Regions from separate parts of the Homo sapiens genome. Here region 2 is linked to region 1. Evidence: read pairs that join two places in POLR2A ChIA-PET (ENCODE). Cell type or tissue: Panc1. All regions are shown on one strand. Links, peaks and the distances in the headings refer to the core of each region. The heading gives the core; the rest is flanking DNA. Region 1 has its middle 74 kb from the start of MYL10. Region 2 overlaps CUX1 (cut like homeobox 1).

Region 1 (2,910 bases), core at 118-2,617:
GGATTGAATGAGAGGGTCCTGGGAAACAAACAGAAAGAGGAGATCCAGGTGTAGGAAGAATGTTTTTGAGGGACGTTACCCCCAAACATCCAGGCTGTCAGGGCCTGCTCCCCTCGGACGGTGCAGAGCAAGGAGAAGGTCAGACAATGGCCCCGTCATCCTCCCACACCCTGAGCTATACAGTTAAATAACAGCGGCACCTCCATCACAGCCCAGGGTCTATTTGGTTTGCAGGGACTGGCACCAAGCAACAGACACTTGAGGAAGGGGTGCTACTTCCTGATCAGCAGAGAAGGGACTAAAGAAATGCTCCTGGCCGGGCACCGTGGCTCACGCCTGTAATCCCAGAACTTTGGGAGGCCGAGGTGGGTGGATCATCTGAGGTCAGGAGTTGAGCAACATGGCAAAATCCCATCTCTACTATACAAAAATCAGCCAGGCATGGTGGTGTATGCTTGTAATCCCAGCTACTTCGGAGGATAGGCAGGAGAATCGCTTGAACCCGGGAGGCGGAGGTTGCAGGAAGCTGAGATCGCGCCGTTGCATTTCAGCCTGGGCGACAGAGCAAGACTCTGTCTCAAAAAAATAAAAATAAAAATAAAAATAAATAAAAAAACAAAGTCCTCTTTCCCAGGGTGAGGAGGCACAGCCTGGGGGAGAGGGAGGGAGTTAGCATGGAGCCCATGGGAGGGGGCAGCAAGACTGAGGGATGGGGGGCAACGGAGGAGAGACATCTAGCGCCAAGTCCCAAGAGGGGACTCGGGAAATGTCCAGGGATTGATTGACACTTTACAAGACTCAAACACGTTGCACGTGGCACTCCCCAGATTATTGCCCTATAAATGAGTATGCAGCACGTTGACTGCTTCATGACCGGGAGGAATCCAGCCCGACACAAGTAAACAGACGACTGCAGTACCGCCCAATAACGCTAATAGGTGCTTTGAGAGAAGTGAGTTCAGGGTTCGCTTTCCAAGCTCAGGGTTAGTGACTGGCTTGCTGGGCAAATTACTCACTCTGCCTGGGGGCAAGGAGATGTCCAGGAAGGCTTCCTGGAGGAGGGGACAACTCAGCTAATAACCTTTAAGAGCACCAGGAGTGCAATTCTCTTGTTGGCAAGAGAGTGATTAATACCGGAGGTGGGTCCACTGTGTGGAGGAGAGAGTGGAGGGACAGTGAGAGAGGAGAAAAAGTTAGGGACAAGCTCAGAATCTCTTGGAGCTAGAGCGTTTTTTCTTTTCTTTTCTTTTTTCTTTTTTTTTTTTTTTTGCCCGACCGCGGCTCACTGCAATCTCCGCCTCCCAGGTTCAAGCAATTCTCCGGCTTTAGCCTCCTGAGTAGCTGGGATTACAGACCCATGCCACCATGCCGGGCTAATTTTTGTATTTTTAGTAGAGATGGGGTTTCACCATGTTGGCCAGGCTGGTCTCCAACTCCTGACCTCGTGATCCGCCCCCCTCGGCCTCCCAAAGTGCTGGGATTACAGGCGTAAACCACCATGCCCAGCTGGGAGCAAGAGTTTTATCTTGAAAAATACATGCAACTTTCCCATCCTGCTCCGTAATACAGTGTTGGTTTTTGTTTTGGGTTTTTTTTTTTTTTTTGAGAAAGGGTCTCCCTCTGTCTCCTAGGCTGGAGAACAGTGGCACCAGCATGGTTCACTGCAGCCTCAACCTCCCAGGCTCAGGCAATCCTCCCACCTCAGCCTCCCGTGTAGCTGGGACCATAGGTGCACACCACCACCCATCACGCCAGGCTAATTTTTAATTTTTTTGTAGAGATAGAGTCTTACCAGGTTGCCAAGGCCGGTCTCGAACTCCTGGGCTCAAGTGATTCTCCTGCCTCAGCCTCTCAAAGTGCTGGGATTACAGGCATGAGCCACCACGCCCAATCAGCGTTGGTTTTCATGTAAAAACAAGTTTTCTTTTTTTTTTTCTTTCTTTTTTTTTTTTTGAGACATAGTCGCTCTGTCACCCAGGCTGGACTGCAATGACTGCAATGGCTCACTGCAACCTCCGCCTCCTGGGTTCAAGCAATTCTCCTGCCTCAGCCGCCTGAGTAGCTGGGATTACAGGCATGCGCCACCACACCTGGCTAATTTTCACATTTTTAGTAGAGACAGGGTTTCACCATGTTGGCCAGGCTGGTCTCAAACTCCTAACCTCAGGTGATCCACCCGCCTCAGCCTCCCAAAGTGCTGGGATTACAGGCGTGAGCCATTGCACCTGGCCTAAAAACAAGTTTCCTAATTACTTACCACATATGAGTAGACAGGTCAATGGAACAGGAAACAAAGCCCCAAAATGTACACCAAAACATAGTGGAATTTAGCATATGATAAAGAGGGCCTTACATCAGTGAGGTAAGCATGGGCTTTTTAATAAATGGTGTTGGTAAAACCAGGAAACCACCTGGAAACAAATAAAACTGAATCTGTTCGCCAGAACACAAAAACAAATTCCAAATGGGCCCAAGATTTAGATGTAAACATTAAAATCATAAGAGAACCAGAAGAAATATGAATGAATCCCTTTATAACTTTGGATTGGGGACCATCTTCCAATGACTTAAAATCCAAAACCAAGGAGGGGGAATAGTGAGCATTTAAGTTGATGATGATGATGATAATGATGATGATAATAATAATAATAATAATAATAATGGGGCCAGGCACGGTGGCTCATGCCTGTAATCTCAGCACTTTGGGAGGCTGAGGGAGATGGATAACCTGAGGTCAGGAGTTCAAGACCAGCCTGGCCAACATGGCGAAACCCCGTCTCTACTAAAATTACAAAAAAATTAGCCAGGTGTGGTGACATGTGCCTGTAATCCCAGCTACTCAGGAGGCTGAGGCAGGAGAATTGCTTGAACCTGGGAGGCAGAGGTTGTAGTGAGCTGAGATCATGCCAC
Region 2 (2,910 bases), core at 145-2,644, 220 kb after region 1:
CTGCAGCATGTCTGACCTGCAGCCCCGGCTCACTGGCCTGGCTGTAGGGAGTTAGTGGATGGAGAGTGGCTGGACAGTTTGGAGACCAGGTAACCCAGCGTGGGGTCCTCCCTGGAGAAACCCCCAGTGCTCCTGCGACATCGGCCTGGCTTCAGGGCTCTGCTATTTGAATGTGATGCTCAACTCTCCAATAAATGGTCGTCTGTGTTAGGCTTGCTTCCAGAAAGAGCTCAGGGATGGTTTTGGGTTTTGTTCTGCTTCTTTTCAATATGGGAGGAACCTTCTCTGATGGGAGAAAAGAGAGGAGGAGAACCACATTCCTGAGATGCTGTGATTTTATCATGAAACCATCCCCAGCCCTCATCCTGGTGACGTCAGTCGGCCCAGTCCTACTCCAGAACGCTTCTTGGGTGTCTGTCTGCAGGACTTTGCTCAGTTAATTTTTGTCTCCTCTAAAACAGACCCCGTTGCTCTGGGAGGAGAGCCGAGCTGCGGCTCAGGGGCCGTCACTGGTCATTTTTGCCCTGATGTATTTTTGCCTCTACATTTCTTGATCTCTGGAACGTTAATCCCAACGATGCCTGGTCTGCGGTGCTCACAGTCTGTGTCTGTGCTTTCTACACCTGTCCTGCTCAGATGCACATGATGTCACACCCAGGTCTCCATCCTGGCTCTTGTTGGCTGCGGCGGCAGCCCTGACTGTCGGAGACGCCTGGCTCAGCATGCCCACCTTGCAACAGGGAGCACCCTGTGCTGCTCACAGAACTGCCCATCCACTTTCTTTTCCTTTCCTGGGTGCCAACATCTTCCTCTGCCCCTTCTACGCCGGCCTGGCGCATTTCTCTGATTTCTGTGTTCCCGGGTAGCAGTTGTAAAAATTCAGGCTTGGGAGTTGTCTTGAGATAGGACTTGGAAAGGAATCTTTTACCATCGTTGAAATTGGCTAGATTTGTGGATTCCTTCCCGACCCTGGCAGGCACGGTGAGGGGAGGAGGTCCCTCCTTTTTATTGATCAGGATGCACTGTGTGCGGGGTAAGCCAGGAAGCCACGCACCTGATGCTATCTCTGCCATGGGGAGGAGGACAGAGGATGGGAAGATGCTGTGAACTTTTATGATTCGTTTTTCACTCTCGGTGAGAAAAGGAGCTAGCAGGATGGGTGAGGGAGTGGAGGGTAGTAATATATAGTTGTGGCCTGGGCCCAAACGCATTTAGTCACTGCCTCGACAGCCTTTATATAGACACCACCAGAGTGACTCAGCCTGGAAAAAGAGAGTCACTTAAAAATAAAGTTGCGACTCCAGTGGACACGTGGTGCACAGGCTGCCCTGAGATAGTCACCAGGGCTCCATGGCCCTGCACACCCCCCAGGACCCTGGGCGAGTCAGGTGGTGAAGTGAGGGTGATCGTTGTAACCCCATCTTGGCATTGACGTGAGGATTTAGCAAAGTCACATATCATCCCAATTACTTTTTTCCTTTTTTTTTTTTTTCTTTTTGGAGACAGGGTCTTGCTCTGTGGCCCAGGCTGGAGAGCAGTGGCATGATCTCAGCTCACTGCAGCCTCAACCTCCCAGCCTCAAATGATCCTCCCACCTCAGCCTCCCGAGTAGCTGGGACTACAGGCGTGCACCACCACACCTGGTTATTTTTTTTTATTTTTTATTTTTTGTAGAGATGGGGGTCTCACTTTGTTGCCCGGGCTGATCTCGAACTCCTGGGCTCAAGCGATCCTCCCACCTCAGCCTCCCAAAATGTTGGGATTACCGGCGTGAGCCACCACACCTGGCCTTTGATGCTTTCTAAACATGAAACAGCATCCAGGCATCATCGGCTACTCCTTGATATGTCAGTGTTACCCACTGGACTCTCAACTCTTCTCTGTTATCAACAAATCTTGTTTTACTCCTCATTAGACCCTAAAACCACTGCACACAGAAAAGTGAAAAGCCCAGCCTCATTTTCCTTTCATCACGTTGAGCCCATTGAGTTGGCTTCATTGAAGGCCCACAGCCCTGATGTGACACAATGGGGCCTTTTTTTGAGCTAGAATTCCACTCCGTCACCCGGGTTGGAGTACAGTGGCTCGATCTCGGCTCACTGAAACCTCTGCCTCCCAGGCTCCAGCAATTCTCCTGCCTCAGCCTCCCAAATAGCTGGGACTACAGGCATGTGCCACTGTGCCCAGATAATTTTTTTGTATTTTTCATAGAGATGGGGTTTCACCATGTTGGCCAGGTTGGTCTCAAACTCCTGGCCTCAAATGATCCACCTGCCTCGGCCTCCTAAAGTGTTGGGATTACAGGCATGAGGCACAGTGCCTGGCCAAAAGTAGATTTCTATAGAGATAGAAACCCCCAGGGGTGAGGGGATAGAGGAATGAGGAATGACTGATAGTTGGTATGAGGTTTCTTTTTGGAATATAAAAATGTCCTAGAATAAGACAGTGGTGATACTTGCACAACTTTGAATATGCCAAATGCCACTGAACTGTGTACTTTAAATGGGTGAGTTGTATGGTATATAAATTATACATCAATAAAGCTGTTATTTAAAAAAAAAATTCAGCCAGGTGCAGTAGCTCACGCTTATAATCCCAGCACTTTGGGAGGCTGAGGCAGATGGATTGCTTTTGCTCAGGAGTTGGAGACCAGCCTGGGCAATATAGTGAGACCTCACCCCTACAGAAAAATAGAAATATTAGCTGGGAGTGGTGGTGCGTACCTATGGTCCCAGCTACTCAGAAGGCTGAGGTAGGAGGGTCGCTTGAGTCTAGCAGGAGATTGAGGCTTCAGTGAGCCATGATTGCACCACTGCACTCCAATGTGGGTGACAGAGTTATAACCCCCGTCTCAAAACAAACAAACAAACAAACAAACAAAAAACCTAAACTAAATTAAAAAAGAATTCC

What was found. ChIA-PET counts read pairs that join two places held together with the same protein. Peaks named below come from ENCODE experiments on the same cell type or tissue, not always from the same donor. Only the 100,000 strongest peaks of a DNase experiment are listed, where the experiment ranks them.
Region 2: POLR2A ChIA-PET joins it to region 1 with 7 read pairs; 3 of 35 experiments call an interaction of 5 or more read pairs at or near these places.

What each region holds. Positions count from the first base shown.
Region 1 is chr7:101,701,670-101,704,579 of GRCh38, forward strand. No RefSeq gene overlaps it. Among named protein-coding and RNA genes, the nearest start is that of MYL10, 74 kb to the left of the region's middle. In Panc1, for the core only: no CTCF peak of the experiment used is centred there; no DNase peak of the experiment used is centred there.
Region 2 is chr7:101,923,085-101,925,994 of GRCh38, forward strand. All of the region lies in intron 2 of CUX1 (cut like homeobox 1), which reads left to right. Among named protein-coding and RNA genes, the nearest start is that of CUX1, 110 kb to the left of the region's middle. In Panc1, for the core only: no CTCF peak of the experiment used is centred there; a DNase peak (open chromatin) is centred at 1,267.